Regions from separate parts of the Homo sapiens genome. Here region 2 is linked to region 1. The links are chromatin loops, found by intact Hi-C in ENCODE. Cell type or tissue: ascending aorta. All regions are shown on one strand.

Region 1 (2,500 bases):
CCTCCGCCCCCGCGCGTCCTCCACGCTGGCGAGCAGGTGACCGAGTCCTGCGACCCCGCGCGCACGTACTACCCACCCTGGGTCCCCCGCGCCCCTAGGCGCGGCCCCTTACCTCGGAGCGGGCCGGAGCGGCCCCGCGGGGCCGGGCGCGGACTGGGCCGGGGAGACGCGCCTCCCGCCGCCGCTGGGAGACGAGGCGGCGAGCGGGCGCGGCGAGCTCCTCCCGGGCGGCGGCGGGAGGCGCTGCTCTAGCTGCTGCCGCCGCCGCCGCCGCCGCCGCGGCTGCGGGTCTCCGGGCTCCGCGGCCGCCGCTCCTGGGCCGCAGCCGCGCGGGTCCCTCGGCTCCTGCGAGAGGCCGGCTGCTCGCGCGGCAAACTCTTCCGCACGCAGAGCCGGCGGGGAGAGCCGCCTCCGCCTCTGCCTCCTCCCCTGCCTCCTCCCTCCACCCTCCTCCCTCTCCACCTCCCCCTCCTACCCCCACCCTCCTCCTCCTCCCCTCGCCTGCCTCCGCCTGCGGGGTCTCTCCTGGCCCCGACCCAGCCTGGGACAAGCACCCCGCGCGCGCCGCAGGCAGACGGACCCCCGGCCCCCTAGACCCCCGGCTTCCCTGGGCGGCGCAGACACCCGCGAGTCCCCAGGCCGCCGCAGCCTCTGCTGGGCTGCCAGGGACGCGCGGCGGGGTCGGGCCTGGGGCGCAGGGTCGGGGTTGGGCGCCGGGGCTGGGGGAGGGGGGGGTTGTGCTTCCAGGTGAGCCGGCCCAGAGGAGAGGCAAGTGGACTAGAGGCTGCCAGCCGAGGTCCCATTAAAGTTGTCACTCGGGGGGAACAAGGAATCTGCCGCCCCCGCCTAGTGTAGACCCTCGCAGTGCGGGCCGCCACCCTGCTGTCCCGCGCAGGGGATGAAGGGGGACGAGCACGCGACTGTCACCCCCTCCACACTGTCCTCCAGGGGCAGGGTTGCGCGCAGGTCTCGACCCAGGGCACAAAGCGCGTCTCTGCGGGGACCACTGCGATTTCTCAATGAGCGGCGGGGGTGCGGCCCGGGGGCAGGTGGGAGGCGGGGGTCGGGGAAGATGCGGGCGAGCGGTGGTCGGCGGAGGACAGCAGCGACTGCTGGGGAGGAATAACCAGTGCCTGTCCTAAGGCGAACGTAGCTGGTCCGGAAAATGGGTCAAGGATGGAAAGGAACCGGCTAATTGCCCCCCTCCCCGGCAGGGGCACGTGGGGTGTGGGGCTGCGGCCAGGAGCGGGCACTTGGAGCTCCACTCTGCCTCTCCCTCCCCTCCTCCGCTGCCCTCCTCTCCTTTTGCACCAGTGCAGGAAATGTTCCACTGACCTACATATTTTTCCAAACATACGTGACCTTTTTTTTTTTTTCCTCTGTGGGAGGAGACAGGCGAGAATCCAAGAAAAAGAAGCTGGAGAGAGAGGCGCGCGCGAGAAACAGGGAGGATTTTACCAAGGTTCCCGCAAACGCCAAGCGGAGGGAGGCAGAGGTACAGGAATAATCCCCGGGTGCCGGGGCTGCTGTCTGATGCCCTTCGGGGCTCCAAGACAGAGCCGGTGAAAACCGGAGACCGTGTGCCCCGCCGAGGTCCGGAAACGTGGCCGGTTTCCCCTTCACCTGGGCGGCGGCGTTCACAGCGGGGAGGCGCCTGGGTGGAAGCCCGGGAGAGGGGAAAGGTCCCCCTGCCCGCTCCCACGAGGTCTCCGCTCCCCTGGCCTAGGTGCCTGGCCTGGCGCAGCGCTCCGAGCGTGGCAGCCTTTTCCGGACGTCTCTCCGTCCCTCTTACATTCCGGCAAGTGGCCCTGGAAGGAAAGCGCCCCCGCTGGCCCTTTTCTGTCATACTCGATTTTGTGGCCAGAAGGGGTCTCCTAGGGCCTTTGCCCCAAGCGCGCCAGGCCCCCGCGGTGGACTGGGGGTCGCCCCGGACGCTGTTCCTCTCGCTGTCTCGTCCTCTCCCTCGAGTTTGAGACGTGCCCTCTCCCTCGCAGATCCGACCAGCAGCGCCTTATTTGGGCATGCAACCCCACACCGTCAATTAGATCAAAACGCTCACACAGAGCTCCTTTTTACCCCCCCTGTAAAGTAGGTCATTCTCTTTATTTCCCACTTGTATTATTTGTGTCTAATTCTCCTCCTGAAAAATAATCAGCTGCAAGGAGCTTTGAGCATCCTAAGAGCAGCTGTTATTCTCAGGCTTGCTTCTGACTTGGAGGGCTTTTCAAGAAAGAGGAGGAGGCATTTGGCCTGTCATGATTTTGAAGTCCCTCCCTTTCCAAAAGAAGAAACTTTTGTTTGATGGATTTTATTTTGCTTTGTTTTTCTACCCCGTCCTTTTCCTCCAGGCAAGTAGGTTTCACCCCGCCTTTAGAGCGTGGCCATGACTAATATTACTAAAGGATGAAATTGTGTACTTCTAACCGGTTTTAAAGCATTATTTAAAGTCACCTCCCTTCCTTTTTTGCTTTGGAAGAGATTCCAACTCCCTTTTCCTACT
Region 2 (2,500 bases), 170 kb before region 1:
TGAGCTGGGGCTGGGTTCTGATCTTTCTACCATCCCACGGGACCTCCCCAAACTCCTCTCATGCCCCACCCACCACAGAGAAGCCTGCAGTTTTGAAATGAGGACTCCTTGTCACTTTAGAAATTAAGAAGAATTTTCTGGGTATCCATCATTTTACACATTTTGAGGATTCATGTTTCATGCAATCCCAGCTCCCTATTAAAATAAGACTCATTTATAGCACATAGGGCAACCTATACTTCATCACTTCAGCAAAAACCTAGTAGTCAAACCCAATTACCATGCGTTTTTCTGGTAGGACACAATTTACCTTTTGATTAGAGTTTGAATAAATCCAACCTTTATTGATGAGAGGCAGTATAATTTACCTTAAAGCAGACCTATCTTAGCTCAAATTCCCACCCTACCATTTACTAGCAGTATGGCCTTCGGCAATTTTAATAACTTTTCAAAGCCTTAGTTTCCTCATTAGTAAAAAATAGTGACATTAAAAAAAAATAGTGACATTAAGAGCATATATCTTATTAAGGACTAAATGAAGTTAATGCATATAAATGACCTGAGACATAGTAAGTACTGAATGAATGTCAGATAATAACATTCAAAATGAAAAAAGGAGCTTTTTCCTCCTTCGCCTCTTTGGGCATATAAAAACTGTTTGATAAATGAATGAATGGAATAAATGCATGTATGAATGAATAAACATATGAATGGTGCTTTCACTCAGAGAAGGGCAAACTATGTCTGCTGGTGTTATTTATGTAACAGACTGTAACAGCAAGGTGTGCTACTCTGTCCCATCGATGTATATCCTCTGACAGTAGAAACCCTGCCCTGTTTATCTTTCTGTATCCTCACAGTGCTTAACCACGTGCCTGGTAAATAAAGGGTGTCTGTCAGATGGATGGATGGACTAAAGGATGGATGGAAGGAAGAAAGGACGGGCAGAAGGATGTATAGAAGGGAGGGTGGCCAGAAGAAAGGATGGACAGATGGCGGCTGGATGGAAGGACGGATGGAAGGATGGACAGATGATGGCTGGATGGAAGGATGGATAGATGATGGCTGGATGGAAGGAAGGAAGGACGGATGGAAGGATGGATAGATGATGGCTGGATGGAAGGAAGGATGGATAGATGGATGGATGAACCAGTTGAGGAACACGTCATTTGCCATTGCTACAGGTGTCCTTCTAGGCATTCCTTTGAGCAGCCAGCAGAGGGCGCGCATGCTCTCAAAAAGAGCAAGAGGCAGCCTTGGAGGGGGCGATGGGCCTTTCAGCACAACAGCTCTTGTCCAGGTAGCCCCATTTTCATGACCCCATCCAGGTGCAAACACCAACAGCCCTTCAGGACTTCTTCCTCATAACCCAAGGTTTTTTTGAAAAAAAAAAATAGTAAGCATCACAGGCACATATAGCCTCGACGAAAGTTTTGAAGCAATGAAGTAAAGCATCACAAGTCCACTGAGGTTGGGATAAAGGCCACTGGGTGGGGGACTGGTTCCTGGTTTGCTGCTGGGCACAGCCGTACTTCTGTTTATCAACAATAAAGTAGAATTTTGTGGCTTAAGGAGATGGTGACTTAAAAGGGCTCTGAGGTCAACTTTATAGAAAACATAAAAAAAAAAAAAAGTTCTCCAAGTGGGAAAAGTTATCAGAGAAAACAAACCAACAACTTCTAATTTTCAAGAACAAACCAATCCTACACTCACAGATGATTTTTCATTAGTGTTATCTGCTTATTTCTACAAATACTTGTCATTACAGGACATTTTAGAAGTATACAAAATAGACAAGTAATATAATGAAACCTTGGCATCACCATTAGGCTTCAACAATCATCAGTGTTTTGTCATTCTTATTTTATCTATCCCTCTACTTTTGGGGGTGGGCTGGAGTCATTTCTACTTGCTTATTCTTCACACTTGAATCACACAGTTTAGTTTAAAAAAAACAAATATCACATTTTGGAACATATTTCTTTAAGTCTTACAAAAAAACAAGGCAGGCTCCTTGAGGAAATATCCTCTGTCTCGACTATCTGTGGATTTCCATGATCTCTGGAAAATTCCACTGCAAAGATAAGGCCTCAGGAATGAACACAGGGCAGGAAGGCACCGGAGGGTGCAATTCCCATGCCGGCCGGCTCAGAACATCCCTCAGTGCACTGTGGCATAGGTACTTTGGGGTTAACCAAAGGCATAGGTCACAAGGAGGAAAAATACTTTGTTATAACAGGAGTGAAAGCGATAACCTTGCTGCCTGTTATTTTAAAATTCAGAAAAGGCAGGAAGTAGAAAAACTCCAGGCACTGAGGGGGATGTTCATACGCCTACCTCAATTTTAGCAGTTTCTGGCTCGATTTCCCCCTTCCTGTTAGTGTAAAAATTCCATTAAAGTAATTGGAGTCAGGCAAGCATTGGGCTCCCAGTCAGGCCCTGGATCAGTGAGAAAAATATTCCAGCTGGGAAGGCGTAAGTCAAAAGCCACTTTTTACCT

Evidence for each region. Hi-C counts contacts between places; a loop is a spot of excess contacts. Peaks named below come from ENCODE experiments on the same cell type or tissue, not always from the same donor. Only the 100,000 strongest peaks of a DNase experiment are listed, where the experiment ranks them.
Region 2: it touches region 1 in a loop (3-fold over the local background); 54 of 110 quality-filtered maps call a loop at or near these places.

Annotation. Positions count from the first base shown.
Region 1 is chr2:100,818,027-100,820,526 of GRCh38, reverse strand. It overlaps NPAS2 (neuronal PAS domain protein 2), which reads right to left and starts at 388. Exons shown (of 21, transcript NM_002518.4): 1 at 113-388. In ascending aorta, no CTCF peak of the experiment used is centred here; DNase peaks (open chromatin) are centred at 470, 690, 1,356, 1,896 and 1 weaker place; H3K4me3 peaks cover 2,344 bases; H3K27ac peaks cover 2,359 bases.
Region 2 is chr2:100,983,761-100,986,260 of GRCh38, reverse strand. The region is part of intron 16 of NPAS2 (neuronal PAS domain protein 2); the gene reads right to left. Among named protein-coding and RNA genes, the nearest start is that of NPAS2-AS1, 7.8 kb to the right of the region's middle. RefSeq lists silencers at 1,164-1,303, 1,188-1,383 and an enhancer at 2,315-2,500. In ascending aorta, a CTCF peak has its summit at 1,219 (motif pointing right); a DNase peak (open chromatin) is centred at 1,240; H3K27ac peaks cover 1,161 bases.